2 separate regions of the Homo sapiens genome follow, and region 1 is linked to region 2. A link is a loop called in an ENCODE intact Hi-C map of the cell type or tissue named here. Cell type or tissue: GM12878. All regions are shown on one strand. Links, peaks and the distances in the headings refer to the core of each region. The heading gives the core; the rest is flanking DNA. Region 1 overlaps LINC02641 (long intergenic non-protein coding RNA 2641). Region 2 overlaps LINC02641 (long intergenic non-protein coding RNA 2641).

What was found. Peaks named below come from ENCODE experiments on the same cell type or tissue, not always from the same donor. Only the 100,000 strongest peaks of a DNase experiment are listed, where the experiment ranks them.
Region 1: it touches region 2 in a loop (4-fold over the local background); 1 of 110 quality-filtered maps calls a loop at or near these places.

What each region holds. Positions count from the first base shown.
Region 1 is chr10:123,496,770-123,508,283 of GRCh38, forward strand. All of the region lies in intron 8 of LINC02641 (long intergenic non-protein coding RNA 2641), which reads left to right. Among named protein-coding and RNA genes, the nearest start is that of LINC02641, 150 kb to the left of the region's middle. RefSeq lists enhancers at 1-691, 692-1,418. In GM12878, for the core only: a CTCF peak has its summit at 6,428; no DNase peak of the experiment used is centred there; H3K27ac peaks cover 818 bases.
Region 2 is chr10:123,387,059-123,398,572 of GRCh38, forward strand. All of the region lies in intron 6 of LINC02641 (long intergenic non-protein coding RNA 2641), which reads left to right. Among named protein-coding and RNA genes, the nearest start is that of LINC02641, 45 kb to the left of the region's middle. RefSeq lists enhancers at 4,907-5,286, 5,437-5,696, 5,797-5,906, 11,027-11,336. In GM12878, for the core only: no CTCF peak of the experiment used is centred there; DNase peaks (open chromatin) are centred at 4,743 and 5,293; H3K4me3 peaks cover 2,398 bases; H3K27ac peaks cover 5,000 bases.

The DNA of each region.
Region 1 (11,514 bases), core at 3,661-8,660, 110 kb after region 2:
TGACAACCATATTGACTTGGTCCAAGCACACAGACTGTTTGAGGAGTGTAATAGAATGCAGAAATATGCCCAGAAACGTTGACTTTAAGGGCACATGTAAGTGGGCCTGGAGTTTCCATAACAGGGCCAGCACCTCCTGGTCCAACTTCTCATCATTTCACAAAAGGCCATTTGTCAGAAATTCCTTCAGTGTCCACTGTTGACATTGCTGTCACTCTCTACTGGCGAGTCCCTATCACTGATGTGACGGACAGTTTAAAACATGCTTAGAACGGCTGTCAGCCATCCTTTTGAGAAAAGCCCACCAGGACCCGATTAAAAACAGAGCTTGTAGCTGAAGCCGTTCTTGCCTTGATGACACATAGTAAGTGGCAGGTAATCCTCCTCCTAATCTCCTCACTGCCCCACAAGGCTTATGGTAACTGATATCCCTGTGAATGCCACGGAGTCTGATTGAGTTACCTGGAGAGGCCAGGGCTTCTTCCTGCCCCTTTCCTAATGGAATGTATTTAGATAAAGGCACCTTGAAGTTGGCCACAGTCTCCTGAGATGTTGCTCTAAAGGGAAAATTTGATTTCCCCTAAGCTGCAGCCGATATTACTTTTTTATTTTCCCTGAAGCATTTCACCCAACATGCCTCGCCTGGCCATTGCACACCTGTCTACAATTACAGCCAGGGGGTGGGGCAGGGAGGACCCCTGGGGCTTAACTGCTTCCTATTGTGGCTGCAGCCTTTGATTCCAGGGTCAAAGCAACCCTTGCTGCTGGGGGATTTTACTTTCAAAATTCTGACTTTTCCCACCACGATTAAGAACTGCTTTGTAGCCTGTACTGCTGCTGACACGAAGGTTTAATGGACCCGTTGGGATTGGAAGACCAAGTGGTTTGATTCAGTCATTTGTGAGTTTGTCCCTGCTCCTGGAGCCTCTCACTGGAGACATGGAAGGCAGCCCTGTGGAGCAGAAAGAGCCCTGGACTGCTCCTTGGAACCTGGCCTCTCCTCTCTGTGTCACTGACTTACTCTGGGGGTGACCTTGACCTGGTCCCTTCCCTCGGCCCATTTGCGAAACAGGGAAGCCTAGTTAAAAGATCACTCAGGTTTAGGGGTGCCAGACCTAGCAAATAAAAACACAGGATGCCAAGTCCAATCTGAATTTCCAATGAACAATGAATAATTGAATATTATTCAGATGAACAATGAATACTTTTTCTAGCATAAATTATGCTCCTTGCAACATCAGAGACACACTTTAAATATTATTATTTATCCAAAATTCAAATTTAACTGAGCATACTATATTTCACTCTCCTCATGTTGCTTTTACCTCAAGTAGTTTCTGAATCCATACTTTGAGATACATATTTTTGGTTTTGCTATCCAGTGGCTTTTGGTAGCCACAAGCAAGGGATAAGTGTGAAATGTCTAGATAATTCTGAAAATGTATCTTCCCTGACTTGTACTCAAGCCCAAACCCATGTCTTTGGAAACATTGCTTGGTGACCGTGTCTTCAGTGCATGGTACCTGGTAGATGCTCCATGAGTACTGGCTGAATGAATGAATGGATGGCACATTTCAACCTTTGTATGACCTTCGTGTAATACATGCTTCCATTTAACAGAGCTACCAGGTCTTCCTGACACATGCCCCATCCTTTCCAGAGCACTCTGCCTTCGTTCAAGATAGTTCCTGCCCTACGAGCCAACTTTCGTCAGACAGGGGCAGCATTGCACAGTGGGTAGAATCATGAGCACTGGAGCCAAATGGCTTGAGGTTGATTCCTGCTTCTACCATTGTGTCCTTTTGGAGAATTTCTTTTAACTCTCTGTGCTTCTGTTTTCTCATCTATGAAAAGGGGTAAACAATAAAACCTACTAAGGCAGTTGTGAGATGAGATAATGCATAGATGTCATTATTATTTAGAATTATAAAGGTTCTTATGAGATTCCATCTGCAAATCCTAATCCCAACCATTATACAAGGGCCACCTCCTCCATGAAGCCTCAATGGTGATCCTCTGCCCTACTCCACAGGTAAAAACAATCTCTCCCCTTAGTGCTTTGGATACAAATGAACTGTGGCTATTTCTCTGCTGTCCTACAGATTGCACGTTATTTGTGGGAAGGATCACCTGGGTGTTTACTCATTGTCTGGTGCATAGAGGAGGCCCAAGGCATCTGTGTTGATTGAGTGAAGTAATAAATCAATTAAAACACACATTTGCTATAGGAAAGAATTCCCAGACAAGTTAGAGTATGGCATCATGATCCTAGGAGGTGTTTTTATCTGATGCTCTCACCAACTAGCTGAGAGATTTGTGCAAGGAAAGAGGGAGACCCCCAATAGAATCAGACTGCAGATGGTACCTCTGGGGTCTGTCATGAAGGGACACAGCTTGGTAGGGGTGAAAGTAGGGGATCGAGTCCAATAGATGCAGGTGAAAACCCAGTTCTATTCTTTTACAGCTGAAGACCTCCAGAACCTTCCTTTTAGGAATAGATGGGGGAGGGCTTGGGTGTGGAAGAGAGATGAACAACTACAAGGGCTTAGCACAAAGGGTGCTGATATGGTTTGGCTGTGTCCCCACCCAAATCTCATCTTGAAATGTAACTCTCACAATTCCCACGTGCTGTGGGAAGAACCTGGTGGAAAGTGATTGAATAATGGGGGTGGGTCTTTCCTGCGCTGTTCTCATGATAGTGAATGAGTCTCACAAGATCTGATGGTTTTAAAAATGGGAGATTCCCTGCACAAGCTCTCTTTGCCTGCTGCCATCTGTGTAATACGCGACCTGCTCCTCCTTGACTTCTGCCATGATTATGAGGCCTCCCTAGCCATGTGGAACTGTTAAGTCCATTAAACATCTTTTTCTTCTCAATCTCGGGTATGTCTTTATCAGCAGTGTGAAAACAGACTAATCCAGGTGCTCTACAAATGTTTAAGTGTCTAGCATCAGCAAGGCCTCTGTGACGCTGGGCCTGGGGGAGCTCCACAAAAGGCTCCTGTTCATGTCTGACCACAGAATAGAAGGTGGGCCTGCAGCTGAGAGTCCTGATTCCATTAGGCAAGGACGTCATTATCCCTAAGGTTAAGGAAAACATGAAGTCCTGGCCCATGTCCTGCAAGATGATGATGGAGAAGAGGGAACATCTCAAAGTCACTGCCTCCCTTGCCCACACGGGCACAGACTCAGAGGCCTGGGAGCAGTGAATCCAGCAAACTCTCCCTCCCTGCTGTGCTTTTCCCATGGCTCTGAGCCTGATATATGGTGTTCACATTCCCTACCCCACCAGCTTCTCACCCCAAGGATAAAGGTCATTCTGAGCTTCAGCGGTTTGAGCTAGTAAAGATTTTTATAAAAACTCACTGTCTTGATTTGTGTTCAAGTACTTTAAAGTTCACATATTTCTTATTTGAACTTTGCTGGCTGCAGTCATTTCATCCGCAATCAGCCTGGATTGGTTCTGCTTATTCAGAGCCCATCAATTACCCAGAACTGGACTGGAGCACACGCTGCCCATTCATTGGCTTCGCCCCAGGCTAGCCGATTTATCTGACATTTAATAAGGAGTTTTAGATTTTGCAGCTTATCAGGAGAGCACTGCGCGAGTGCGGGTGAGCTGGTGAATCCCAAATAAGTGGGCTGCTCAGGGATCTCTCTCCTCTTCAACCCACTCTTTGTCATGCAACACTGCTCTGAGTGTTAGGATCTCCTTCCTCCTTCCTCTGCTTCTGTTGTGCCTTTTTTCTTTTCCTAAAATTGTTTTATGGTTGGTGTTTTAAGATCCCTTTCATGTTGAGAGCCCAACCTTGGGGAGAATCCCAAATCAAGCTCTGACATAGAGAAACTGTGGAATTGCAAATCAAGATGGGGAAGCTCTATATAATGATGAAAGTTCAAGTTAACCAATAATGACCATGGAGGTGAGGAAGACAAGATCTCTGCCCTAAAGGACAGGGCACTGTGGGGTGGGAGAGCAGACATGGCATAAATCATTCAGTCCCAGACCGGCTGAGCTGAATGCTCTAATAGAGGCATAAACAGAGCATAATGGGAATGTTCGGGGCCGGGGAGAGATTGATAATCTTGGTTTGCACCTTTTAGTTCTGGCTTAGACAATGAATGCATATTCACACATTTGACCAAGTAAGGAACTCTGATGTTTTATTAAGCTGCTTTACAGTTTCCTTCGAATAATAAGACAAATGTATTAAATCTGTTTCTCCCTTACAATGGTAAATTCCATTTTCCTGGGCACATTTTGTACGTTTATCCTGCCTAACTTGGGTTCTCATCCTTAAATGCTCCTTATGACAAAAGCTTCACTAAACATAAGAACACAAGTTGGAATGTGAAATCTGTGCTCTGATCATTCAGAGCATTTTTGTGTGAAGAAGTTAATTCTTTGCTACTTTCAACACTATTTCTAGGATTTTCTTCCCTGGGATTTTCACTAACATTTCAGGTCTTTTTACTCACAAGTTCAACGTGTGCTCTCACATCAGCATATGAAAATCTTTTTCACTACCCTCAACAGTGGTGGTTTTTTTTTTTTAAATTTAGACACTGAATTCTAGGTTCTTTCACATGTTGCTATTATTGTCTTTCTCTTGTGTAGCTTCTGCAAAATTGGCCCCACAGATTGTCTCCTTCTGTCTCCTAGGGAGGTGGTTAAAGATGCAGGGTCTCAGCAACCACCCCTGAGATTCTGATTAGTAGGGCCGAGATGGGGCCATGGTTCCTATGCACAGAAAAGTCGGGGGACAAGCTCTACACATTATGCCTCAACAGCCCCATCCAGCCCCAAAGTTAGTGCTGGCTCCTGCAGAGGCCTCCCCAGTGAGTGTCAGATCTGTGGCTGCAGCAGCTGCTGCAAAGCCCCTTGGATGGCCCACAAACACCCCAAACCCACCATGCCCCAAGGCAAACTCATCACCTCCTCCCCAAGTCTTGTCTACCCCATGTGCGCCATCTGTGTGGGCATCACCTATGACACAAACTTCCCTCTCTCTTTTCTCTGGCATCCAATCAGCTACTAAATCCTGAGATTCCATCTCAAAAAACATCTCCACGCCTTCTGTTCACCTCCGTGTCCATTACCACTCCCCTGGAGTAGGCTGTCAGCATCTCTCACTTCAGCTGGTCAAAGTTCCCCACCCCATTTCTTGCTTGGCTTACTTAATTCACTATACTAAAGCCAGAGGGATTTTCTTGTTTTCTAAATGGCCAATCCAGTCTTCCTATTTGTCAGCCCAAGTGGCTCCCATTGTGCTTCAGATGGAGAGCTTCTCTCCATCACGGCTCAGAGGGCCCTCAACCTATCCGTCTCCTGCAATTCCCTATTCCGCCTCTCACTGTGCTTCATCTCCCCTTCCTGACCCGACACCCTGGGTTTCTTCCAGGACCTCACACTGCTGTGCACTCACACCTCCAGGCCTTGCATCTGCCATCTCCTTGGCCTGGCCTGAGGTGCCCCTGCTTTACCTGCAAAGGAAACATGTCCTTCTTGTCTGAGAAGTCATGTCCCACCTTCCTGGGTCAGCTCCCTGGCTCCAGTCCTGGAGGAGCCTGTTTTGCCCTTAATATAGCACCTGCCCTCCATTATCAAAATTGCCTGTTGGCCTGGCCGTTATCACCAGACCACACCCTACAAAAGCAGGACCCATTGACCTGGTTCTCAGTGATGCCAACGACCCTGTCATAGTGGTTGAATCATATAAACTTGCTGATTTTTTACCAACCATTTTTTTGCCTATAAAAATGACTGTTTTGAATGGCTCAACCTAATACCTGTCATTCATAAATTTCAGTCAAATGAGAATGTAAACATAGTATCTCTTTGTTTTAATGAGAATGTCTTTGATTGTCAGTGAAGCCTAACTCTCTTAAATGGTGTAGACTTTTGAATGCAAATGTCAACTCGTTGTATGAGGCTCACAAAATGGGTGTAAAGATTCAAAATGGATTCTTTTAAGATCGATGTTCAAATCACATCTCTTATTCCGTTGGATCAGGGTTTCACACCTGAGCAGCATCGAAGGGGCCACTGAAGTGGAGCAGAGGAATCGTTTGAGGAGAATCTCAAAGAGGACTCACCTGCTTTTGTAGAATTTATGCCACGAGATTAAATGCTCAGATGATAATATTTCACAAGTTACATGTTTGCTTATGGAATATTTTTCTCCTAGTGAAAATATGATTTGTAGATAATTACTTTAGAAACACACTCACTTTTTATTTTCAAGATTAAACATTCCCAATGGCCACGTTGGTCTATGGGAGATTTATTTGACTTCTGAAGATAAATAATAAATTGCCTAGTTTCAGTTGCCTTTCTTGCCCTATTCCATTTGCTGAGAATGTGTAGATCAATGGAAACATTTTTTTCCCCTCAGATCTTAGTTAGCAAGAGGCTGCCATCTATAGATCCTTGACCCAATTGCACACTGGTTTCAGAGACTAAAGCAGCAGGGGCATTATAGGCCTTTAAGAGTTTTATATCTTTTAACTCTGAGGATTAGGGTTTTAGGTTTTTGACAGGCTTTTATTTCTAATTTAATTTGCTTTATTTTGCAAAGAAGCTCAAAATGCTTATTGTAAGAAAGACATAAGGGTTGTCTAGCTTCCCTTTGTGCAGATGAAGAAACGGAGGCCTGCAGATGTCGGAGACTTGCTCTCTGGTATCATCCAGGACATTGGGGCAGAGCTAGGACCTGCAGCCAAGCTGAATGTTTATTTCCCAGGTATCCCCGCCTTCCTGATTCAGGGAAACAAGGCTTTCTTGGCAGAGGGGTGCCAGCACCACAGATGGAGTACAGCCCAAGTTGATGCCATAGCAGCTGCGTTTCCCCACCAACGCTACAGAGTCACTGCTATAAAGAAGAAAAATTCTGGCTGGGCACAGTGACTCATGCCTGTAATCCCAGCACTTTGGGAGGCCAAGGCGGGCCTGAGGCCTGAGGGGAAAAAACAAAAATTTTTTTGAGGTGGAGTCTCGCTCTGTTGCCAGGCTGGAGTGCAGTGGCGTGATCTGGGCTCACTGCAACCTCCGCCTCCAGGGTTCAAGCAATTCTCCTGCCTCAGCCTCCCAAGTAGCTGAGACTTACAGGCACCTGCCACCATGCCCAGCTCATTTTTTTTATTTTTAGTAGAGACGGGGTTTCACCATGTTGGCCAGGATGGTCTCAAACTCCAGACTTTTCCTTTTCTTAAAAAACAAAAAAAACAAAAAAAACAAAAAAAACGGAGTCTTGTTCTGTTGCCCAGCCTGGAGTGCAGTGGTGCAATCTCAGCTCACTGCAACCTCTGCCTCTTGGGTTCAAGCAATTCTCTCTGCCTCAGCCTTCTGAGTAGCTGGGATTATAGGAGCCCGCCACCATGCTTGGCTGATTTTTGTATTTTTAGTAGAGACAGGGTTTCACCATGTTGGCCAGGCTGCTCTCGAACTCCTGACCTCAGGTGATCCACCTGCCTTGGACTCTCAAAGTGCTGGGATTATAGGCATGAGTGACTGTGCCCGGCCAGAATTTTCCCTCTTTATAGCAGTGACTCTCCTTAGTTCTTTAGGGAAAAATAATAATGATAATGATGATAATGAAAATAACAGTAATAATTGCGTAAGCAAGGTTGTGGGGGGAACAGAGTTTATAATCAGTATTGTGTTCATGAAACGCTTCTGCATGTAGCAACAATATTATGAAAACAGCAGTGAAGGTATCTGCTTCTAATTAAGACAAAGTGGGAGGACCACACAACTTTAAAAGTGTGTGTTATACAGAAACAAAGGGGTTTGACTGTTCCCAGCTGCCCTCAAGTTTAAATCCACCATGATCCTGCCAAAGCTGAAATGCCTGCTCCCTGCTCACTCCCAGATGCCAGACTCATCAACAAAGGCCCACTTGTTCCTTGGGATTTGTGTCTTGATGCATTCTCAAAGAGAGGTTTCCAGGGCACCAGTCACCTGCAGCTCACCTGAAGATGGCACATGGCATGTCGCTGTGCCCCCCTCCCCATCCATGTGCTCTACCTGGCAACTTGTTTCTCCCCACCTGAAAGTTGACCTGAGATGAAACTTGCTAAGGTAAAAATGATACTGAACACATCAGTTCAAGGGTGTCCCCCAACATGGTGGGGGACCTCTGGCCCTGACCGCTTATGGACAGTTCCTTGTGGCTACTCCTGCACTCTGACCCCTAGAAGGGCCAGAGTCCCAGGGTGGTGGACTACAATAAACACAGGAAAACAGTCAGCATAGAAATCCCTGTTGTGGTGCAGGTAGGCATAGCCCATGGGATCTTGCTCTCTCCCCAGTCTAAGAAAGTTGTACGTTTCAGGTCCTTTGTGGCGACAAAGCTGTACTTGGCATCTGTGTGTCTACTTTGTCCACAGATCCTGGCTGCTCTCCATTACCTGACCCATCCTACATCTCTGGCCCTTTCTCCTGCCCCTGCCTGTCTGGCACCAGGCTCTCCCAGCACGGTGAGCTGAAGTGCCTGTTTCTGGATGCTCCCCCAACTCAGTTCTTCCTTTGTACCTATTGCTCCCTCTGCCCCAATAGCCTCACCTTGCCCCTGTATGCTCACCATATCCTGCTCCTCCTGTAGAACCTAGGACCACCATCATTCCTCCAGGAGCCTTCCGTGGCGTCCCACTCCTACATGGGATTGGTTGCCTTTCTTTAAGCTACCAGACTCCTATAGGCTGTGCCTCCATTTTGGTTCTTACTGTCCTGGACTTGAATTCCGTGATGGTGCTGCCATCTCTTGCATAGCATTGTGATCTCTTACAGGATAAGGACTGTGCAGATTCACCTTTCTGTTTCCAAGGTGGCCCTGGGAGCCTGCTGTGTCTTAGGTGTTTCTGAGGATTTAATGATGGAGAGAATGCATGGAACAGCATGAACACACCCCAGTGGGCCTTTCTCAGCAGAGACCGTGCCAGGGCAGGATTCTTTGTGTCTCAGAATTTCACTTCTGATAGCTTAAAGCAGAGGTTGGAAAACTCTTTCTGTAAGAGTCAGAAAGCAAATATTTTAGTTTTTGTGGGCCAGTCTCTGTCATAACTACTTAACTCTGCCATGTAGTGTAAAAGCAGTCATAGCCAATACATATACATGTGAGCATGATTATTCCAAGAAAACTTTTTACAAACACAGGCAGAAAGCTGGATTTGGCCCAGCGCAGGGATAGTCTGCCAATCTCTGGCTGAGGGTTTGAAATGGAACCATCTTCTATGACTGCAGGTAGATTTTCCCTTGTCGGTTGGCTTTTGTCTCTATGGCTGCTAGGGGGATCCAGGGCAGGGCAGACGAGTGTCTTACACTTGGCTTACTCTCTCCTTTTTCTTTGAGCAATCATAAGAAGGGCCTCTGGAGGTTGCGGTGAGCCGAGATCGCACCATTGCACTTCAGCCTGGGCAACAAGAGCGAACCTCAGTCTCAAAAAAAAAAAAAAAAAGAAGGGCCTCAGAATCTTCTTCTGACCCTCCAGGTAGCTTTCTCAGTACTTTTTGTGTCTTGTCGCCCAGATAACTAGCCCCAGGTCATTCTAAGAATGATCCATATCCACTAGAGCTGGGAGAGATAAGCCAAGTGTCTTCTCTGGCTCTCTCGGGTCTTCTCCATATACCGCTGGTTGGGCTTTCTCTCCTCCTCCAATCTCAATCCTGATTTCCTTCCTGCATCTTCCCATGCAGAACAATGACAACCCAGATAGTCTTCCTCCCGCCAGCTAAGGCTGCATCACAAACCATTGACAAACATCAAATGACAACAGCACTAACTTTTCTCTTGAATCTGTAATCTGCTCTACTTGGCAAAAGCTGGCAAGGCTCAAAGACTGGGGGCTGGAATCCTCTGAAGACTCACTCACTCACTGTCTGGCACCCAGGCCAGGAAGGCTCCAAAGGCAGGCAGGGGGGCAGCTAGGATCCCCTGGATGTCTCTCTCGCTTTTTTTTGAAATGGAGTCTCACTCTGTGGCAGTGGTGCAATCTCCAGGCTCACTACTAACTCCACCTCCTGAGTTCAAGTGATTCTCCTGCCTCAGCCTCCTGAGTAGCTGGGATTACAGTCATACACTACAACACCCAGCTATTTTTTGTGTTTTTAGTAGAGTTGGGGTTTTGCCATGTTGGCCAGGCTGGTCTTGAACTCCTGACTTAAAGTGATCCACTTGCCTCAGCCTTCCAAAGTGCTGGGATTACAGGCGTGAGCCACCATGCCCAGCCCTCCCCTGGATTTCCATCTCTGCTAACCTTCTCCACACCGTCTCTTCAGAATGGTGGCTTCTGGGTTACCGATTTCCTAATGTCAACTCGGGGATCCCAAGGTGCATGTCCCAGAAGAGCCAAAAAGCCTTGTTACCTTTTATGGCTACTGTGGCTTGAATGTGTCCCCAAATTTCATGTATTAGAAATTTAATTCCCAAATTCAAATGTTGATTGGAGGTGAGGACTCTGAGAATTAATTAGGATTAGGTGTGGTCATCAAGGTGGGGCCCCCATGATGGATGTTGAGAGGCTAAATTACAACACACCTAGTTTTGTAGCTCTCAGTTGGCTTTTGTGATTCTAGAATTGGGCAGTAGTTCTGATCAAAAATAGTTCATAATGCTTTGCCCCACCACATATTCAGATTGTATTTATAGCCCAGAGTAAAGGAAGTGATATACAGAAAATGGAAGTGAGGTACAGAGACAACCAATTGGTTACAGCACCCATCTGTCTTATGTAAACATGGTTTGAACTGTTGGCTGCATGTTGTTGGCTGAGACTCAGCTATTTGTTCTTAAGTCAGGTTTTTTGTTTGTTTACATACTGAATTAGGTTGCAGTTAGAAACTCATACAGAGGCCTCTTTGTGCCAATTTTAGTTTGATTTAGCACGGGACTCATGGCTTTATAGAAGGAGGAAGACAGACCTGAGCTGATGTGCATACTCTTGATCTCTTACTATGTAATGCCTTCCACCATGACACAGCAAGAAGGTCCTCACAGGATGCCTGCCCTTTGATCGTGGACTTCCCAGCCTCCAGAACCATGAGAAATAAACACATTTTCTTGATAAATTTACTAATTTTCTGGCATTCTGTTATAGCAACAGAAAATGGACTAAGACACCAATCTAGCCTCAGAAGTCACATAGGATTCTTCTGGCACATTCTATTCATTGAAGTAGTCACAGAGTCCTGCCCAGGTTCAAGGGAGTCAAAATGGACTCCATGTCACAATGGGAAGTGGTGATCATCTGGAAGAGCATGTGGGCCCATTTTCTGGGATATCTTCTCTGTCACATTCCCCTTCCTGGGTCTCTGCCATATGTCTGGCACAGATGAAGAAATTCAGGTTTAGAGAGGATAAGCAGTTTATTTACCTAACTCCTCAAAAGTTACCGAGCCCAGGTCTGTCTGGCTTACAAAGTCCTCCCTGCCTCATCCTGGGACGTTTCTTTAACTGCATGTAAACCATGCTTTGGGTGCCTCCATTATCCTCATGTCTTTAGGGAGTTCCCTGTTCTT
Region 2 (11,514 bases), core at 3,275-8,274:
TGAGATCAATATTGATATGGTTTGGCTCTGTGTCCCCACCCAAATCTCATCTTGTAGCTCCCATAATCCCCGCATGCTGTGGGAGGGACTCGGTGGGAGATGGTTGAATCAATGGGGTGGGTCTTTCCCATGTTGTTCTCATAATGGTGAGTCTGTCTCATGAAATCTGATGGTTTTAAATGGGAGTCTCCCTGCACAAGCTCTCTTTGCCTACTGCCATTCATGTAAAACATGACTTGCTCCTCCTTGCCTTGCGCCATGATTGTGAGGCCTCCCCAGCCACATGGAATTGTAAGTCCATTAAACTGCTTTCCTGTATAAATGACCCAGTCTCAGATATGTCTTTATCAGCAGTGTGAAAATGGACTAATACAGTGAATTGGTACCAGTAGAGTGGGGTGCTGCTGAAAAGATACCTGAAAATGTGGAAGTGACTTTGGCACTGGGTAACAGGCAGAGGTTGGAACAGTTTGGAGGGCTCAGAAGAAGACAGGAAAATGTGGGAAAGTTTGGAACTCCCTAGAGACTTGTTGAATGGCTTTGACCAAAATGCTGATAGCAATATGGACAATGAAACCCAGGCTAAGGTGGTCTCAGATGGAGATGAGGAACTTGTTGGGAATTGGAGCAAAGGTGACTCTTGTTATGTTTTAGCAAAGAGACTGGCAGCATTTTGCCCCTGCCCTAGAGATTTGTGGAACTTTGAACTTTAGAGAGATAATTTAGGGTATCTGGCAGAAGAGATTTCTAAGCAGCAAAGCATTCAAGAAGTGACTTGGGCATTGTTAAAGGCATTCAGTTTTATAAGGGAAGCAGAGCATAAAAATTTGGAAAATTTGCAGTCTGACAACGTGATAGAAAAGAAAATCCCATTTTCTGAGGAGAAATTCAAACTTGCTGCAGAAATTTGCATAAGTAACAAAAAGTGGAATGTTAATCCCCAAGAGAATGGGGAAAACGTCTCCAGGGCATGTCAGAGACCTTTGTGGCAGCCCCTCCCATCACAGGCCCAGAGGTTTAGTAGGAAAAAATGGTTTCAGGGGCCTGGCCCAGGGTCCCTCTGCTGTGTGCAGTCTAGGGACTTGCTGCCCTGTATCCCAGCCACTCCAGCCATGACTAAAAGGGGCCAAGGTATAGCTTAGGCTGTTGGTTCAGAGGGTGAAAGCACCAAGCCTTGGCAGCTTCCACATGATGTTGAGCCTGTGGGTTCACAGGAGTCAAGAACTGAAGTTTGGGAACCTTCGCCTAGATTTCAGAGGAAGTATGGAAATGCATGGATGCCCAGGCAAAAGTTTGCTGCAGGGGCAGGGCCCTCATGGAGAACCTCGGCTAGGGCAATGTGGAAGGGAAATGTGGGGTTGGAGGCCCCACACAGAGTCCCCACTGGGGCACCACCTAGTGGAGCTATGAGAAGAGGGTCATCGCCATCCTCCAGACCTCAGAATGGTAGATCCACTGACAGTTTGCACCATGTGCCTGGAAAAGCCACAGACACTCAATGCCATAAAAGCAGTGAGGAGGGTCCTATACCCTGCAAAGCCACAGGGGTGGAGCTGCCCAAGACCATGGGAACTCACCTCTTGCATCAGTGTGACCTGTATGTGAGACATGTTGTCAAAGGAGATCATTATGGAGCTTTAAGATTTGACTGCCCCACTGGATTTTGGACTTGCTTGGGGCCTGTAACTCCTTTGTTTTGGCCAATTTCTCCCATTTGGAACAGCTGTATTTACCCATGACTGTACTCCCATTGTATCTAGGAAGTAACTAACTTGCTTTTGATTTTACAGGCTGATAGGCAGAAGAGACTTGCCTTGTCTCAGATGAGACTTTGGATTGTGGACTTTTGAGTTAATGCTGAGATGAATTAAAACTTTAGGAGACTACTGGGAAGGCATAATTGGTTTTGAAATGTGAAGACATGAGATTAGGGGGTGGGCAGGGGCGGAAAGATTTGGTTTGGCTCTGTGTCCCCTCCTACATCTCATCCTGTAGCTCCCATAATTCCCACATGTTGTGGAAGGGACTCGGTAGGAGATGGTTGAATCATGGGGGCAGGTCGTTCCCCTGCTGTTCTCATGATAGTGAGTGAGTCTGATGAGATCTCATGGTTTTTAAAACAGGGGTCTCCTCTCTGCACAAGCTCTCTTTGCCTGCTGCCATCCATGTAAGATGTGACTTGCTCCTTCTTGCCTTGCGCCATGATTGTGAGGCCTCCCCAGCCAAGTGTAACTGTAAGTCCACTAAACCTCTTTCCTGAATAAATTACCCAGTCTCAGGTATGCCTTTATTAGCAGTGCGAAAATGGACTAATACATATATCACTGGGCTGGAATCAAGGTACCTGCAGAGCTGTGCTTTCTCTGGAGGTTCCAAGCAAGAAGTCATTCCTTACCTCCTCCAGCTGGGGTGGCTGCTGGTAGTCCTTGGCTTGTGGCCATGTCACCCCAGGCTCTGCCTCTGTGGTCACACCTCCTTCTCCTCTGTGTCTGTGTATAAAATCTTCCTCTGACCCCTCAGATGAGGATGCATGTGCTTGAGTTTAAGGACCATCCAAATAATCCAAGATAATGTCTGTCTCAAGATCCTTAATTTAGTCACATCATATCTGTAAGGGTTCATCCTTTTTAATGCCATATAAGGTAACAGTCTCAAGTTTCAAGAATGAGGATGTAGATATATTTCGGTGGGGGCATTATTAGCCTAACACAATCACTTTTAATTTCTAAAGTGCTTCTGTGCACATTTTCTCATGTCATTCTCAACATTTTCATGAGAAGGATAAATCCTGTCTCACTGTACCGACTCCACAGGTGGGGGACAGTGACTTAGAGAGCTGAGGGCATCCAGTTGCAGGTCTAGAAGAACTTCTGGGGCCAGTCTGTTCCCAAGAGGATGACTCCAGAGAGAATCGCCCCATTTCTGAAACCAGCATGGTCCCAGATGTTGGCCTGGACCCTGCCACTAAATAGCTTTGTGCTAACTGATATCTGCTAACTATGTGGGGAGGCTGAAAAAGCATGTTCTTTGTAGTCAGACAAAGCTGCGTTTGACTGTACTCAGTGAACTTGGGGGTTACTCACTTTCCTTGAGCCTTAATTTCCTCATCTGTAAAATGGGAATCATAGGAGAGGTGGGATAACATTTGCCAAACATGAATCCACCCTTAGACTTGAGATGCAAAGAAACGTTTTCTTTCTTTATGTTTCCACATGAAATCCCACCTGGTTTCAACTTGACCACTTGGCAAGAATCCCCCAGCGGTCACCCAGGGCCACTCTTCTCTTCCCGGGGACTTTGTTGAGATTCAGGGGGTAAGCAACTCAAGAATGGGCAGGTGAGGCCTTGGGAGGTGAGGCCTCAGGCAGATCAGGCCAGGGCCATTCACTCACCACCGGTAACTCCTGGCCCAGGTTCTCCCAGCCCACTGGAAGGTTTCTCAGAGGTTGTGATCCCGAGCAAGGCCACAAGGGGCTCCTGGCACTGTCTCCACAGGGGTCCTCCCAGGTAGGTGAGGTCCCAGTGCCCACCACTCACAGGACCCTCAAAAGTGCATCCTGTTCCAGTCCAGGTAGGCCCCCCATCCCCAGCCTATCTTTGAAACCGAGAGCCTGACCCTCCCCTGCCCTCAGGGATGACCTAGAGAAATACCCTCAGGTTATTCAAAAACAGGTTCTGTTTAGGGAGGTCTCTTGGAGGTCCTGACAAGTTCTCTTCTTTCCAGAGATTAAAACCCCCAAAACCTGTGTCTGTACCCCCTGAACCCCACAGGGAGTGAGGAAATCTCAGACAGGAAGAGTCTGGTCCCGCTGGGGGTGAGGTGGGTGTAAGGAAGAAAATTCCTTTTATTCCCTAGAGCATATAACAAAGAAAAAAAAGAACAAGAAACAATTCACTTTCTAGTGCACACCCTGGGACGCAGCAGATCTGGGCTGCAGGTGACTTCCCTGTCACGGCACCCCACCCCCTGCATTTTCCCTGGCTACCGTCCAACCAGAACCCGGAAGAGCATGAAGGCCCACAGCCAGTCAGTGACAGTAATGGTGATGGGGAAGGGGCTGCCTCTGTAGTTCATCCCCTGGCTGGGACTTCGTAGAAGGGAAGGTGGTGGCATTGGAAGGCGGATCCACTAGGGAACAGTGGGCTCAGCTGTGGAAGACAAAATGGAAGGACTGAGCGGCCCGGGACCCAGGCCTTTGGGCCAGCGGGTCAGGGAGCCCTCTCTTAGGCTTTGTTGGGAGGAGACAACGGTTAAGTGCTGACCCCTGGAAAGGGAGGCCCCTGGGAGAATGGGAGCTCTCTGGGAAGGGGGTGTCAGAAAGTAAACCTGAGAACAGCTAGGGCTGGAGGGTATGTTTTCATCTTCTAGGAAGTTGCAGAGAACGTTGGTCAAGCTGCGAGGGTGGGTGAGTTCTTAGAGGAGTGTTTGCAGCTGTGGGAAGAGTCTGCCTTTGGGAAGCTGGCGGCGCCTGCACAATCTCTTTAGTGCAACTCAGCCTCACTCACAGGCTGGCTGAGAGGAGTGTGTGGCTCTACGCCTCTGGTTGTTCTGGAACAGTCTGAGTTGGGGGAAGAGGGTGAGAGTTACTTTTTCAGCGGAGGCAAGTGCTGTCCACACTCTCTCTAGTTTTCTATCCAGACCACGTGGAAGAGAATAAATGTGGGACCATTGGGGAGTCTCCGTGGTTCTTTTTGGGTCCCAAGCCCTGATTGCTTCTCATGCTATCGCTGTGGCCCCAGCAGTCCTCGTAAGGAGCCAAGGTTCGGGGGGAGGTGCTTGATCTGTCACGCAGGGAGGAAGGAACAGCTGAGATGCAAGCCAGGTATGAGTGCTCCCCAGGGGTCCCCCCATATCTTAGCCAGCACGTGGTGGCCAGATGTACCCAAGACAGTTGTCTGGCAGCACCACGGGACTGGATATCCACTTAAACCTGAGGAGCCTGGACTTGTCTTCCCACCTGGGTAGGGTGTGGTATTCTGCGATGTTATCCATGCTTCTTTCTCTGGCATTTCCTCCTCTCCTTCTTCCATCTTCTAGTATAGGCAGCAGAAGAGCAAAAATACAAATAATCTGCTTTTGACTTCCAGCAGCTTAGGTCTTAGCACAGGAAAATATTTGAAAGAATGCAAATCAGTCAAAGCCAGTTCTTATTGCCCTGTGGCTAGATAACTTTTGGAGGGGATTGAAAGAAGAAGTGAGAGAAGAAGAGAGAGCCTTGGTGCTTGTGGGAAGGGAAGGAGAAGCAGACCCCTCTCTGGATCTGGGGACTGAGAGCAGAGGAGACACGCACCTCCAATTCCCCTGGGGAAGGCCTGGGAACTTGTGAAATCTCAGTACTGCCCTTGACTCATTACGGTGCAAGAGCTATAGGGCAGAAAGAGCCAGGTGTGGGTGTCTCAGTGCAGGGAAGTTGAGAGTCCCCAGAGAGGTACAGAAGCAGCCAGATGGCTCCTGGGTGTCGAAGAGGGGTTGGAGACAGTAGGAGTGGTGGTGGGGTGGAGAGGGAGAGAGACCATTTGGTTAAGCTGGGAGGCAGGAGCGAGGTAGGAGTCTCCATGGATCATCAGGACTGGCTCAGGAACTGAGACCAGCAGGGAATGAGAACATGTTTGTGGCCATGCAGTGAGATGACAACAAGGACCAGACCCCGCTGCCTGACATCTTAGCCACACGTAAGCCCCAAGTACAGCCCCAGGGCTGGCTGACAGCACTGAGTTAGTTGAAAATGAGTTTTAGAGAAAGGGGGCCTCAATAGAAATTCAGTTCACTTTCATTGAGCAGAAGTTACATTTCTTGCTTTTCTGGTTTCCTAATGACTAGATTTTTCTAGCCCAATTTTTCCAGCAGAGAATTAATTCACCTTTGAAGCCACCTGCTTCTGGTCACTTAATTGTAGAGGAACAGACAGAGATCACACACACTCATACACACTGACACACACCCATTACTGTAGAGGAACAGAGTCACACACACTCATACACACTCACACACACCCCAGTTATTGTAGAGGAACAGCGATCACACACACTCATACACACTCACATACACACCCCCATTATTGTAGAGGAACAGAGATCTCTCTCTCTCACACACACGTTATTGTAGAAGAGCAGAGATCACACACACTCATATACACTCACACACACCCCCATTATTATAGAGGAACAGAGATCACACACCCTCACACACACACCCCCATTATTGCAGAGGAACAGAAATCACACACATACACTCACACATACACCGCCATTATTGCAGAGGAACAGAGATCACACACACTCAGACACACTTACATACACACCCCCATTATTGTAGAGGAACAGACAGAGATCACACTCACACACACACACCCATTATTGTAGAGGAAAAGCGATCACACACACTCATACATACAAACCCTCATTATTGCGAGGAACAGAGATCACACACACTCATACACACTCACACATACAGACACCCATTATTGTAGAGGAACAAAAATCACACACACTCATACACACACACACACATTATGGCAGAGGAACAGAGATCACACACGCTTATACACACTCACACACACGCTCCCATTGTTTCTGCAGAAAGAGTTGTGCAGACTTGCTTTCAGTATTTCAAAAACTGTGAACAATGCTATCATTTGACAATAAAAGCACAAAAAGAGAGACATTTAAAAATTATTTCCCCCTCTGCAATTACTACCCCAGGCCTTTCCATGGGTTTAGAGATGAGGGGAGCAGAGAATGATGCCCACCTCCACCCCCTCTTCTCATCCAGTGTGGCTCTGAAATATCTCTTAATAAGAAGAAAGGTAAAATATTACATAATGTATTTGTTTATTTGACAAATATTTGGTAAGAACATAGCAGACATTTACTGTGCATTTACTGTGGCCGTGCAACCCTTTACAAAAAGTTGGCTTCCTGTAATCCTCCTGACAAGCCCTCAGGGTCTGTGATGGCTTTGTTTGGCCTGTTTCAGTCCTGTGCCAAGGGCTAAGGATTCTAGAAAGAACACCACCCAACCTGCACCCTGTGGAAGCTCATAGTTCAAGCAGCAGAGGTCAGTTCATCTCCCCACCCGTGCCAGAACGTGTGGGCTATGCAGACAGAGAAAGGAGCATCCAACTCTGACAGGCAGGAAGGCTTCCTGGAAAAGGTGATGCCTGAATTGGGACTTAAAGGATAAACAAGAGTTTGTTGGGGGAAGGGCAGTTGGCAATATGATCATGTCAATTTTACCAAATGCACCAAGGCCCTCTAGCCATACAAATTCTCCAACATGCCATAGATTGGCTACCCGCAGTCTCTGTTCCCTTGTCCCTGTGTGGGGTGCTCTCTGCCATCACCTGATTAATGAGCTCCCCCTCATCCTTCAAGTCTCAGCTGAGTGGCTGCTTGGCTGTGCTGTTTCCTGGACAGAATGAATCACATCCTCTCATACTTTCCCTGCCTCATCTGGGGAACGAGGTTGGATGAATGAATGATTGAATGAATGAATGCACAATTATCTAACCTCCCCACCCCCAAAAAATGAGGAGGAATTGGAATGATGTTGTTCTGCAGGGTCCCCTTAGATCATTATATTAATCCAAGTGTTTTTTAATTACTTGAGGAAAAGAGTACTTTGTGTTGCAAGTAATGCAGAAGACCAAATTACACAAAACAAACAAACAAAGCAATGCTGGGGCTCATTGTGAAAAAAAGAAATCACTGGCTGGGAGTGAGGAGATCCACATTCTAGTTCACGTAACTCCCCTCTTCAAACTTGGTGAACCTGTGACACATGCATGACACAGAGAATGAAAGATACAAGACACAGCGTGGTGCTGCAGGCTGGACTGCAGGCTCAGGTGTGAGCGCCAGGACAGCTCCCCACGTGGAGAGGGCTGAGTCCTAGTGAGGCCCAGCTGCTGCACCCATCCGTGCCAATGGCAACTTCCACTTGTGTGCCATGCTGGAGACTCAGGTTGGCATCCCCAGCCCCCAAAGATGCTACTGTCTCCACCTGGATGTCTCCCAGGCTCTTCAGAGTCACATTGTCCCAAACACCCATGGCTGCTTTCTCCAGCCCCCTTCAAGCCTATGCCTCCTCCCTGTCTCTGTTACTCCCACAGTCATGCACTCAGGTGTGCCGCCTGACATCTGGTCTTCATAGTCTCCTCCCCCTCCTCTGGGCACTGAGGAGGTTCTTGGAGGTGGGGGATGCCCCATGATATGGTTTGGCTGTGTCCCCACCCAAATCTCATCTTGAATTCCCACATGTTGCGGGAGGGACCCAGTGGGAGTTGGTTGAATCATGGGGGCAGGTCTTTCCCGTGCTATTCTCTTGATAGGGAATAAGTCTCAGGAGATCTGATGGTTTTATAGCGGGGAGTTTCCCTGCACAAGCTCTCTCTCTGCCTGCTGCCATCCATGTAAGATGTGACTTGCTCCTCCTTGCCTTCCACCATGATTGTGAGGCCTCCTCAGCCACATGGAACTGTGAGTCCAGTAAACCGCTTTTTCTTCCCAGTCTTGGGTATGTCTTTATCAGCAGAATGAAGATGAACTAATATACCCCACTCCAAGGGAAGAAGGAACCCCCTTCTCCCTGCAGTCCCTGGAGCCTCAGCCTGGCCAGAGAAGGGTGAGGAGAAAGCTTTGAGTTGGGCATGAGATTGGAATTTTAAACTAGACACAATTTTAATAATGAAAATAACCTAAAAGTTTTAGAATCTGCCCAAGAGACCCTTCCAGGATATGCTGAGCCCCCAGGAAGGGACAGCTGGTGCTGCACCATTAGAGTGGCATTCAGGGAAGTAAAATGACTTGATATGCTCAGGCCACTCAGTGGAGGCTGGGTGTCCCGCTATTGCTGGTGGCTGAGAACTGCTGTCCTGCCTGGGTTGGCCTGGATGTTCTGGCTCCTGTCCACCTCTGGGACCACACAGACCTCCTACTGGGCATCCTGATGGGGAAAACCAGGGCCATGGCTGAGACAATCAGGCTCTGATGGTCAAACTGAATGGCTGTGGACAGTCCACAGTGAGATGGCAGGTGTCTGCCTGGCAGGCGTCCAGGTGAAGGAGCAGTGACCAGGTCCGCCTGCGTTTGGGTTGGGCTTCTGGATGTGTTGTCCACATATGCAGGTGGAACACGGGACTGTTATGTGGCTTCCCTGTCAGACACCTGAGCTGGCTGCCTGCATTTATCTGGTTCGACACCAGGTACTTTTCGACACCAGGTACTTCCCCCAAACACAAAGCTAGGCTGTTAATGACAGCATAAAGATGGCACAGGATGTGCATAATCCAACTGAGGCTATTACAAGAAAGAAAATTTGGTGAAAGATGCCCAATGCATTGGGAAAGATGAAATGCCTCTTTCCATACATATGAGTTTTATCCAGCTAGAAATAGACTGTTTAAATAACTTTCTTAATTAAATAAAGAGGATATTTTAAAGTTAGATCTGGAAAACCCTCATACCTCCAGCGCATGGTTTCAATGAAATATCCCTTAACATGAAAATATAGACAGTTAGTTTTTTCTTCCAAAGTGAAATGCTGAGAGGCTTCCATTCCTGGTTTATTATGCTTTCTGTATCTCTGCTCATTTTTCACCAGTATTGCATTAAGTATTGATATTGATTTCTTGTAAATGGAACTGAAATAGATGGCCCACAGTTTTTGTTATTGTTCGGTGGCACTTGTATGTAATTTATTATGGCTGTAATGGAGGCTGCCCCTCGCTGCCACGGCTTAAATTAAATGTGCCACACTCTGGCCTCTGCTTGTCACCGGCATCTCTCATTTGATAGCAAAAATTATTATGTATAAAGTTTCTCTTTCCTTCTCACCCCTTCCATAAGAAACAATAACTGTGCCCTTTGTATTGTTTTGAAAGTTTGTGTTGATGACGTCCATCATTAGTGAAAAATATGAAAGTAGGAAGGGAGAGGACAATTTCCTCCTGGCAGCTGGGTTCTGTTTGGTTTCTGGGAGGCCTGGCAGACAGGAGACCTGGAGTCCTGGCCTGGTTTTACTTCAACTCAATGGAGTGACCTTGGGCTAGTCCCCTTCTCCTTCTGACTGTGGTTTTGTGAAGATGCATCCATGGCTCACGTATGTGCAGGGCTCCAATGACAGCCCCTGCAGTCCAGGGCCAGGGAGCTAAGGTGCCCTTTGTCTGTGTGTTTTCCCTGTAGGGAGTGCCCCAGGATAAGCTGGTGAGATGGCAGGGTGGCACCTGAGTGGGCTTGGGCACCAGGCTGTCATGGCTGAGGACATCTGAAGGCAAAATTGCCTGGGGACAAGCAGCTTTGGGTGTCCCATCCAAGGTGCAGTGCAGGTCCACAGAGAGGAGGCACATCTTGAAGCCAGAGAGTGGCCCCCTCCACAACAGGAAAGGGCAAAGCAAGGACAAGGGGAAAGTGTCCTGGCAAAAAAACAAAAACAAAAACAAAACAAAAAAAACACACAACCCAAAACTGGAAATTCTCTTTCTCTTTCAGTTGAACCTCTTGGCTGGGCCAGTACCCGAAAAGCCACACCGAATAATCTTGGGGAATAGCTGTGCGACCATCCTTTCCCAGCATGCTCAGGATTCTGCAAATGTCCTCTGCCTTCTCTAAGGCCCCCATCTCCCTTTCAGGGTTCTGTAGCGTGTGTTCAACTTCTGGCCTGTGTCTTTCACTGTGTCGGGGTATTTTTAGGGGGATAGAATAGGGTGAGAAGCAACAGGAACTATCATGACTGGGGGGAATAGGCAGGCCCAGTATTAACGTGGCGTGTGTGTGTGTGTGTGTGTGTGTGTGTGTGTGTGTGTGTGTGTATTTGTGTGAATGTGTGCATGTGTGTGTTTGTGTTTGTGCATAGCACCTCAAGTGTAGGCATCTTTATTCCCAAGACAGCCCTTGCCAAAGACAGGGTCAAGTCACATGCTCTTAGACCTGATAATTCTGCTTATGTGATTTTCACTTCAAATGATTTCCTGTTAGGCATAAAGGTTTCTACTAAAGAAAAATTTAAGGTCCTCACACAAGCCACTTCTGCTCCTCCACTTCTTAAAGAACCAAGTTAGATTTTAGTGCATTCAGCATGGGGCAAAACAGTGTCTATTAATTAGACTTTCATTTCTATTGACAATGGGGCCTACAGGCCTTGCACTGAGGTGGACACAGACCTTTTGTGGTGCCCTGTTGATCCTGGTTCTGCTCGTGGAAAATTAGGCCTGATTGCCCTATGAAGGCCCCTTCTCTAGTTTCCCTCTCTCACCTGCTAAGTCTCCATTCTTCCTCTAACTGCTTTAAATAGGTCAGCTGAGTTTCATTCTTACAGTCATCAGGCCTTTGGTGAAGGCATCTGTGCTCTTGCTGAAGTCTGCAACATTTCCCAACATGCAGGCCAAGGGCCCTTCTCTTTCGGTCTGACCACTTGTCTGTTCATGCATGCATGCTTTCATTCATTCAGAAAATGTGTCAAGAAAAGAGCACATGATTTGGAGGCAGACGTAATTCAGTGGTGTGCCGGAGTGGGAT